2 separate regions of the Homo sapiens genome follow, and region 2 is linked to region 1. A link is an interaction called in ENCODE POLR2A ChIA-PET data of the cell type or tissue named here. Cell type or tissue: CD4-positive, alpha-beta T cell. All regions are shown on one strand. Links, peaks and the distances in the headings refer to the core of each region. The heading gives the core; the rest is flanking DNA.

Region 1 (5,375 bases), core at 165-5,164:
ATAGTCACCGTCACAGGTGTACTGAATCTCAGCTTTCCAGGGAAAAAACAGAAATCAGAAATCTTGCTATGGCAGCAGGTTCTCAGAAACTAGTTTAAAATTAGGAAGACCTGGTCATATGTGATAAAAGCTTGGTACATACAAGATAACTCTTTTTATCTGAGAGGCTGAAATAAAATACAAAAATGACATGAGCAAAGAAAAGCAAGATATGTCAGAGTGGCTTAAAACGCACTGCTATGAGCAGAGACTTTAGAATCAGACTTTGACTGCCTTTGAACCCCAGCTTCACAACAAGTGACAAGTTCTCAACCTCTAAACTTCAGTTTCCTTATTGGTAAAATGATAACAGTAATGTTAATAACAGATTTTCCTCCTAAGGTTATAAAGATGAAATAATAACGCTGGCACATTGTAACTATTTAACAGAATACAATGTAAAATAATGGAGTAAATTCCACTGTTTAAATCAGTAAACAATTTGCCAGGCATTTAATTCTGTGTTGGGCATCATTCATTCTAAATGCTGGGAACACAAAGAAATCACTGTCATTGATTTACAGAACCCCTACTACAGCCTAGGCACTTATTTGAAATAAACTTTTTTGCACGTATTATCCTCATTTTATAGACAAAAAACCCCCAACACTCAGAACGTTAAGTTGCCCAATGTCACTAACTAGTGAGCAGAGGAGCAAGGACTTAAAAGCATTTAGGCCGGGCACAGTGGCTCACACCTGTAATCCCAGCACTTTGGGAGGCCGAGGCAGGCACATCACTTGAGGCATGGAGTTTAAGACCAGCAGGGCCAACATGGCAAAACCCCATTTCTAATAAAAATACAAAAAATTAGCCAGGCATGGTGATGCAGGCCCAAAGCCCCAGCTACTTGGGAGGCTGAGGCATCAGAATCCCTTGAACCTGGGAAGCGGAGGTTGCAGTGAGCTGAGATCACGCCACTGCATGCCAGCCTGGGCAACAGAGTGAGACTCCGTCTCAAAAAAAAGAAGATATTTGGCCTGAAGAGTAGAAGAGATGTGGACTGGTAGGTGAAAAGGGAGTGAGTGAGTGTAGAATCCCTTGCAAACTGAGACTCCAACTTTTTTTTCTTTAAAACTAGTCAAGTGTAATAGTGAGAAGGGGGAAAGAGTAGAACAGAGTTCAGTCTGTAACTGACTGTGAACAATCAATTGAGATAACTCCCTACCTTTCAGACGAGCTGAGACTCTAGCTTTTTTGAAAGAGAGGCATTACCTAGCCTGTATCAGCTAGGATCTGGTTCTGTTGTGAGTGGCAGACTTCCCACAACAGTAGTGGCCTAAAGAATATAGAAGTTTCTCCCTCTCATTTGGAATGTAGTCCAAGTAAAACAGGCCATGTTGCTTTAGTGGCTCCACAGGACTAGACCATGGGTCTCTTGACTTATTAGGATGATGTGATAGAAGTTTATCATTTGTAAGTAAGAGCAGAGAGGACTTGGGGAAAGTCAGCTAAATTTTAAAATAATTCAGTTTCTCAACAAGTTACTAACTCCTTTTGGAAGACTGTGAGGTGGACAGCAAAGAATGGCCATTCTTTCTTAAACAGCCTAATCTGGCTGGGATGGTAACATTTGAAAAATCACTAACAACATTTTTCAAAGAAAAGTAACCAGAAATACTATTATATATTCTGAACAGATATGCCAAAAAGTTACTGAAAGGAGTAGTGAATAAATGTGAATCAGGATATGCAATGTGGAGCTGAATTTTGAAGAAATTGGTGGGTCTTAAACTAGGAAGGTGAGGGATCAAGAGTGACTTGGCATACTGTTGCAAGCGCACATAGGATATAGCCAAGTCATTCAATCTTTGCTTTTTTTTTTTTTTTTGAGACAGAGTCTCACTCTGTCGCCCAGGCTGGAGTGCAATGGTGTGATCTCGGCTCACTGCCACCTCTGCCTCCCAAGTTCAAGCAGGTGGGGCAGCTTACACCTATAATCCCAGCACTTTGGAAGGCTGAGGTGGGAGAATTGCTTGAGGCCAGGAGTTCAGAACCAGTCTGGGCAACAAAGCAAGACCCTGTATCTACCACTGCTCCCCGCCAAAAAAGAAAAAGCCAGGTATAGTGGCACACGCCTGCAATCTCAGCTACTCTGGAGGCTGAGACGGGAGGATTGCTTGAGCCAAGGAGTTTGAAGCTGTAATGAGCTATGATCGCACCACTGCACTACAGCCTGGGTGACAGAGCGAGACCTGTCTCAACCAAAAACTGAAAACTAAAGTCAGAGATGGAGGATGTCAGGTTTCAAGCACCAACTTGTTGCACCCTTGCTGCTTGAAAACAGAGGTAAAGACTGAGTGTAGCTTCTAGCACCTGAGAACAGACCCTGATTGGCAGCCAGCCAGAAAACAGAAACCTTAGTCCTACAACCACAGGAACTGAAACCTGTCGATAAGAATAAGCTTTGAAGTGGATTTTCCACAGAGCCTCTGATAGAACTTAGCCTGGCAAACTACATTTTAGCCAATATGATAATCTTAGAAGAGAATCCTGCCACATTGTGCTGGATTTCTGATTTACAAAACTGAACTGATAAAAACGGACATTGTTTTAAGTATTAATTTTTGTGATGTTATTCAACAATAGAAAATTAGTACCTTTATTAAAGATTTAAACAAAACAAAATGTTCTAATGGCCAATTATAAAGTAATTGTTTAAACAGGCAAGTTCTATAGTTACCTTGAAATGTTCTTTTTTTTTTTTTTAAAAAAAAAAAGACCAAGTCTCACTCTGTCACCTAGGCTGGAGTGCAGCAGTGCAATCTTGGCTCACCACAACCTCCGCCTTCCCTGTTCAAGCGATTCTCCTGCCTCAGCCTCCAAAGTAGCTGGGATTACAGGCGCCCGCCACCATGCCCGGCTAATTTTTGTATTTTTAGTAGAGACGGGGTTTCACCAGGTTGGCCAGGCTGGTCTCGAACTCCTGAGCTCAAGTAATCCACCCGCCTTGGCCTCCCAAAGTGCTGGGATTACAGGCTTGAGCCACCGTGCCTGGCCTCTTAAAATGTTCTTAACGTGACAGGAGACACAACTTCATTCACAGTAATTAGAAATAAATATCACCTAACTTGTTTGACCATCAATTTGTTTCTGATTAATTATAGGAAGTCAATCTGGAGAAACAGTCAGATGTGGTCAATTCCATTAATCTTATTAAAACTCATTATTTCTTATCTTCCTTTAAAGGGAATTTCCTGAGAAGTTATCTTCCCACTCATTTCTTTCCTCCAGCTACAGTTAGCAGAGAAGGCATAAAGTACTCACTTCAGTTTGTATAACTCTAATGAGGCAAAATAAATGCTGCTGCGTTTTAGCTATGACACCAAACTGACGACAGCGCTCCAAAAAAGTATCTAAAGAAGGGTCAATTCTTCTTTGCAGTTTACTCCAAAAAAGAGTCAGTTCCCTATAAAAAAAGAAGATCATGGTAAAACATTTAAAGTAACTGGTATTTGCTGCCCTGCCCCCGGCAACCCAATTTTTTGATCTGTAGAAAGCTGACAGTAGAGAAAACAAAAACTAGATTAAAAGCTGTCTATATTCACCACTGCTTTCTCCCAAACTGATAAAATTGTTAAGAATCCTCCGTAACAATTCCCTGACTTCTCTCTTGTGTTTAGGGGGAAAAATAAAAACAAAACACTACCTCCTTAACAGTGGCATTTAAAAAAAACTTATTTAGATCCCATGTTGTTCTAAAAGGTTTTATCCTTCACACTGGTGATTAATATACTGATTGAATTAAGCCCTGTCCTAATGGGCAGAAATAATCAGCCATCACTAAATTAACAACGAAATATATATACAACAAAGACACTCTAATGGTACACTTCTATACAGTGATCTTAAAGGGCCCTTTCCAGATCTAAAATGTCAGGATGCTACTTAGAGCCTGTAGTTTGGAATGGTTAAATACTTCCAGTGAAATAAGTAAAATGGCACTTTTTGGAAATGGCTAAAATACAGGAATCTCACAAAGATTCATTATGGAAACAAAAGGAAAGCTTGAAAATAATAAATTAAACAAAAACATTTAATGGGTAAAACACTCACGCAAAAAAGCATTAGAAACTCAACAATGCCAAGGATAGAAATGCTAATGAGAGAATGTAAAATGTGAATGCAAGGAAAGCTAATAGTGAAACTAAAAAGAATGTTATCACTTCTAATAGCAAAACTAAAAAGAGGCCGGGCATGGCGGGTGGCTCATGCCTGTAATCCTAGCATTTTGGGAGGTGAAGGGGGGCAGATCACTTGAGGTCAGGAGTTCGAAACCAGGCTGGCCAACATGGTGAAACCTCATCTCTACTACAAATATAAAACTTAGCTGAGTGTGGTGGTGGATGCCTGTAATCCCAGCTACTTGGGAGGCTGAGAACAGGAGAATCGCTTGAACCTGGGAGGTGGAGGTTGCAGTGAGCTGAGATAGCGCCACTGCACTCCAGCCTAGGCGACAGAGCAAGACTCCATCTCAAAAAAACAAAACAAACAAACAAAAAAAACACTAAACTAAAAAGAATGCTATCACTTAATACATGTGGCTCTTTTAAGTAAATCAATGGATACTGATTAAATAATTTTCATTTAAAAATCTGTACTTTTTCATAAGCCAATTTAAAAACACTGATATCCTATATTGCTATTAACACAGACTGTCTCCCAGAAAGTTGGCTACAAATCCAAAGCTTAAGAAATGAAAACATGTAATTTAAAGTAAATATATTTAACGGAATTTATTTTCTTATATTTCTAAAGAGGGAACTGGGGCTCTTGTAAGGTGATTTTCTTTTCTTCTTTTTTTTTTTTTTGAGACGGAGCTTTGCTCTTGTTGCCCAGGCTGGAGTGCAATGGCACCATCTTGGCTCACCGCAACCTCCACCTCCCAGGTTTAAGCAATGCTCCTGCCTCAGCCTCCCAAGTAGCTGGGATTACAGGCATGTGCCACCACGCCTGGATAATTTTGTATTTTTAGTAGAGATGGGGTTTCTCCATGTTGGTCAGGCTGGTCTCTAACTCCCAACCTCAGGTGATCTGCCTGCCTCGGCCTCCCAGAGTTCTGGGATTACAGGCATGAGCCACCGTGCCCGGCATAAGGTGAAATTTTTAAGTAGTTATAAAACTCGCTTCAAAGATTGAAATGAATATATGGTGTCTCAAAAGATAAATGACTGGCCGGGCGTGGTGTCTCATGGCTGTAATCACAGCACTTTGGGAGGCCAAGGCAGGTGGATCACAAGGTCAGGAGTTCGAGACCAGCCTGGCCAACATGGTGAAACCCCGTCTCTACTAAAAATACAAAAATTAGCTGGGTGTGGTGGTGCATGCCTGTAATC
Region 2 (5,375 bases), core at 181-5,180, 640 kb before region 1:
CCCAGCTAATTTTTGTTTTTTTGTTTTGTTTTGGTTTTTTACTAGAGATAGGGTTTCGCTATATTGTCCAGGCTGGTCTCGAACTCCTGGGCTTAAGATCCGCCTGCCTCGGCATCGGAAAGTGCTAGGATTACAAGCGTGAGCCACTGCGTCTGGCCCACATTTATATTTCTATTTCTCAGCACGGTCACCCAACTAAGCCAAGACTTCCCTGGGCACCTATTAGCTTTGGGGGTGTGAGAGTATTATTCTTTTCCTAGCAGAGAAGCACCAAACCCTGATGCCTTATGAGAAAGTGCTGCTTCCTCCTCCCAAATAAAGACTACCCCAATTCTCCTCTTCTACCTTAAGGCTAGTTGCTGGGGAGGTGAGGAACAGGATTCATCTTCTCACACTATTCTCCCTCCCTCCACAAAGAAAACAGAATTCAGGCCAGGCACAGTGGCTCAGGTTTGTCTCTAATCCCAGGGTTTTGGGAAGCTATGGTGGAGGGATCACTTGAGGCCAGGAGTTTGAGTCTAGCCTGGGCAACAAAGTGAGACCCTCGTCACTACAAAAAATATAAAAATAAAAATAATAATTAGCAGGGCATGGGGGCACTCTCCTGTAGTCCCAGCCACTCTTGAGACTAAGGGGTGAGAGTCACTTGAGCCCAAAAGTTTGAGGTTATAGTGAGCTATGACCGCATCACTGCACTCCAGCCTGGGTGACAGAGGGAGACTCTGTCTCTAAAAAAATAAAATAAAAAGAGAAAACAGAATTCAGACAGGACTGGGAAATTCCTTCCCAGGCTTGGCTTCCAGCCCAGCAAGAGCCAGGCTGTCGCACCCAGAGGAAACCCCCAGCTGCCCCTTCCTGCCTGGTCCAACCCTGCCCCCAAAGTCTAAGCCATGCTGGGAGGCACCTGAGGAACTACAGGAAGCGTCCTCCCAGCTCCCCCATCCCACAGGCCCCAGCCAGGACAGCATAAGACTGGGCATTTAAGAGGGCACATGACTCTCCCCACAGGGAATTTACACACCAGCCAAGGGGGCGGGGCAAACCCACGGGGTAACTGGAGATGATCACATAAGCAGCCTCCATCTGCTGGGAAACAGCAGGCCTTTAATGAAATGTGGGTAGATGTAGGCCCTGTGTCTCCCTGCCTCACCTCCACCAATATTCTTTTCCTCATTTTGAGAAGGAAACGAAGATGGGGCACAGTGGTTAACAGCAAAGCCTCAGCACTCCTTCAGGCATAAGTTTAAACCCCAGTTCAGCTTGTTGTGTGACTTTGAGCACTAATATCCCTGACTCTGAAGAAATTCCTACCATCGAATTGAAACCCACTTTCCAGTGGTGTCCACCCACTGATCCTAGATTTGTTTTCTGAGGTGATCCAGAACCTTCCACTGCCATTGCCTAGTGAGAGTCATTTAGAGGCCTGAAGACAGTGAGATCAAGGGCCCCCAGAGGCTTACCTTCTCTGAGTTAGCATTCCAGATATTTCCTTGGAGTGCCTCCATCCTGCCCACCCCTCAATCTATTGGAACCCCCCAGGAACTCAATATGAGAGGCAGACCACTGTGGTCATTAAGTGGGTGGATTCTGGAGTCAGATAGCTGTGGTGTAAGTCCTGGCTGCACCTCTTTTTAGCTGTGTAGTCTTGGGCAAGTTACTTCACCTCTCTGTGGCTTGTTTTCAGTTTCCTCACTTCAAAACAGAGACAATAATAGCTCTGATGGGATTGTTGTATTATGAGGATGAAGTCAGTTAACACATGTTAAGCCTTAAAACAGTGCCTGGGATAGTTTTGCTCATATGTCATCTAACGTGTGTGTTGTGATGGAGTGCCCTCCCTACTCCATTACCAGTTGATTGGTCCAAGGGGAGGCTTGACCTAAGCTGGGCCAATGAGTCTTTTCCCAGGGATTTTTAGATCTGAGATGCAGAAAACAGAATCAGTTTTTCTCCATTATCTTGAAGATGCAAGCTATAAAACTCAACCTTTTTCTCTGCACCATGAAGAAAATCAATGTGCTATGAAAGAGAGGGAAGATAACGTGCAGAAAATAGGAAAGACATGAGACAGAACAAGAGAGTCCTGGTTTCAGTTGCTCCTAAATACCAGCTCGATCCCAGCTCTTCTTAAAACGTCATTGTTTGCAACAGTATTTGCTGTGTAACAAGGACTTCAAATTGTTAGGGCTTAGGGCTTAAAGCAGGAATTGTTTATTAGCTCATGATACTATATGCTGCAGTTTGGCTGGGCTCAGCTAGGTGATTCTTCTGCTCTTATCTCCTGGGTTCATTCATGTAGTTGTAGTCAGCTGATGGCTTAGCTAGAGCTGGATGGTCCAGGGTGGCCTGAAGGTGACCCAGCACTTACTGACTGTCTGCCATGTTCCAGGTCCTATGGGAATACCAGAATAGAGAAAATTAATATTTACCAAGCTCCTACTTTGTGTTAGGCCAATGATGGAAATTTTAGTTGCATTATCTCATTTAATCCTCCTAATTGCCTGGCACATAACTCTTGTTGATATCACCCCCATTTTACAGATGAGGAAACAGGTTCCAAGAGAAATAATTTGCCTAAAATTTCAAGACCCAGAGGCACAGAGTTGGAATTCAAGCACAGGATTCCTGAGTGTCTGCAGAGCTCATGCTCTTGCACTGCACCATCCTGCCCTTCCCACACCAAAGAGTAAAACTTAGCTCTACCTATTTGCATAGTGTCTCTAAAAACAAACAAACAAACAAACAAACAAAAAAACTTGGCTCTACCCTCACGCTGCTTAAACTGTGGCCAAGTGGACTGAGTGGATCCAACATCCAACGGTGTCAGATTCAATGACATTCATTCAGTAAATATTCCCCCATACCTATTTTGTACTGGGCATCATGTTAGCTATTAAAGATGAGGAAATGACTCAGACACAGGATGCAGCAGCAGCAGCAGCAGCAATGTGGAGGAGGAAATGATTAATCCTGCCTGGTTTGGGCTCAGCATTGACTCGTTTATCAACCTGACTCTTAAGGAATGGGTGACGCTGGTGAGGAAATGCAGTTCAAAGCAAACTCCCCTTTCCACAGATGTGCAAGAAGGTCTCTGAGTTCCAGTTATGTGGCAGCAATCAGAGGTCAAGGTCATCATCTGGCCAGATGCAGTGGCTCACACCTGTAATCCCAGCACTTTGGGAGGCTGAAGCAGGAGGATTGCTTGAGGTCAGGAGTTCAAAACCAGCCTGGTCAATATAGTGAGATCCTGTATCTAAAAATAATAATAATAATTTTTAAAAGAGAGAGAGAGAAAGGAAGGAGGAAAGATGAACAGGTCCCAGCCAATTACTCCACAGAGTCAGTCTCACATTGAGGCAAGAGGACCAGCCTTTTATACCCCTTACTAGTTTCTTCCCAGGACTGTCAAGGACTAGGGTGGGGGAGATGGGAAGCTTCTATTTGGCTGAGAACAATTCTCAAAAGAAGCGGGCAGCTGTGACTGTTAGTAGTCTACATCATGGCAGCTGGGAAAGGGGATCTGGACAGGGCAGCAACAGCATCCATTCTGGGGAGTCTCGGTGTACTTACATTATAAATCACACAAACAACTTTATAGGCACAAGCCAACTCATTTTTCTCTCTTTTATGTGTTTAAATGCAATATTAGAGGGCCGAGGCAGGAAAATTGCTTGAGTTTGGGAATTTGAGATCAGCCTGGACAACATAGCAAGACCTCATCTCTATTACAAAAAAAAAGAAAAAGAAAAAGAAAGAAAAGAAAGAAAAGAAAGGAAGGAAGGAAGGAAAGAAGGAAGGAAGGAAAAAAAAAAAAGCTGGATGTGGTGGGTGGCGCATGCCTGTAGTCCCAGGTACTCCAGAGGCTGAGGCAGGAGGATGGCTTGAGCCCAGAAGTTCAAGGCTGCAACTTGTGCCATTGGCATATGATTTTTCCACTTGGCATATGACTGTGCCATTACTCCAGCCTGGGTGACAGAGCAAGACCCTGTCTCAAAAAAAAAAAAAAAAAGCAATATTAAATTATACACTTTGTATATAGTGTAAATATATGCATTTTCCATATACTGCATATTACCATGTAGCATATATAAAAACATACCTATTACTATAAGGATTGAATTCACAAAAATGTAATAAGCTCCTTACTGAATTTTTTTTTTTTGAGACGGACTCTTGCTCTGTCACCCAGTGGCATGATCTTGGCTCACTGCAGCCTCCACCTCCTGGGTTCAAGCAATTCTCCTGCCTCAGCCTCCCAAGTAGCTGGGACTACAGGCACATGCCACTACACCTGGCTATTTTTTTTTTTTTTAATTTTTAGTAGAAATGGGGTTTCTCCATGTTGGCCTGGCTGGTCACCAACTCCTGACCTCAAGTGATCCACCCACCTCAGCCTCCCATAGTGCTGGGATTATAGACATGAGGCACTGCACCACCCAGCCTCCTTACTGAGTTCTTAAGGACTGCATATGACTTTTGCCTTACCTGCTGATTTTAGAACTTAATGCCCCTGCCTCCTTTACATGTGACTCCATTGCAGCTGGTTGAGCCCCTCCTGCCTTTCCTAATCTCCCTCTTCCACAGGGTCACAGGGTTTGGGGTCATGCAGGGTGACCTCCTGGCTCCAGTGGCTTACCATCCCATTCGTGACACAACCCAAACTCTTGACTTGGTGCCCCAACAATCTGACCCGTGCCTACCTGCTTGATGGTCAATGCTCAGCTCACCGCCCTCCAGCCTCAGGGCTTCCAAAAATGAATGAATGAATGAATGAATGAATGGGTTCACTGCCATGCCCTAGCAAGTCACCTCAAATCCATTCCATACTTTCCACTGGCAAAAGTTCCGTAGAAGGAGCATCCCTTTCCCGCTTGGAATGCTTCCGTTGTCCCTCCCTACCCACAGAGGCAGGCTGACAATCGCTTGCTTGAGCAGGCAAGTGTAGGGCATGAGGTTAAAAGACCCCAGTTCAAGTCCCACTCTTGCCACTTGCTAGCGAGGCAACATTAGCCAAACTAAGCCTCTCTGAACATCAATTCCTTTCTGTAAAATGGGAGAAACACCTCCTGCCATTTCTCCTTGTTGCAGTGAGATGACACAGAAAGCTCTGCACAGATGATTTTCAATGTTCTGAGTCCTGACTTTCAAGGGTCTTCACCCTTCAGGACTGATCTCTCCCTCTCTCAGCACCCATTTTTCCGGCCTCACCCAGCTACTGGTACTTCCTGAACATCACTCTGTACATTCACATCATGGTGCTTTCCCTCAAAAGCTGTGCTGTTTGTTTAGAAAGCCCATTTCCTGCCTTCTTCATCTGTCCAGATCCTGACCATCGTGAAGTTCCCCTGCCTCTGGGCTCACTTCATCTTTGATGT

Evidence for each region. ChIA-PET counts read pairs that join two places held together with the same protein. Peaks named below come from ENCODE experiments on the same cell type or tissue, not always from the same donor. Only the 100,000 strongest peaks of a DNase experiment are listed, where the experiment ranks them.
Region 2: POLR2A ChIA-PET joins it to region 1 with 5 read pairs; 2 of 35 experiments call an interaction of 5 or more read pairs at or near these places.

The regions. Positions count from the first base shown.
Region 1 is chr1:40,229,590-40,234,964 of GRCh38, reverse strand. It overlaps RLF (RLF zinc finger), which reads right to left. Exons shown (of 8, transcript NM_012421.4): 7 at 3,307-3,448. Among named protein-coding and RNA genes, the nearest start is that of TMCO2, 16 kb to the left of the region's middle. In CD4-positive, alpha-beta T cell, for the core only: no CTCF peak of the experiment used is centred there; a DNase peak (open chromatin) is centred at 2,374.
Region 2 is chr1:40,873,484-40,878,858 of GRCh38, reverse strand. No RefSeq gene overlaps it. Among named protein-coding and RNA genes, the nearest start is that of CITED4, 14 kb to the right of the region's middle. RefSeq lists a silencer at 2,217-2,388 and an enhancer at 2,337-3,536. In CD4-positive, alpha-beta T cell, for the core only: no CTCF peak of the experiment used is centred there; DNase peaks (open chromatin) are centred at 878 and 2,978.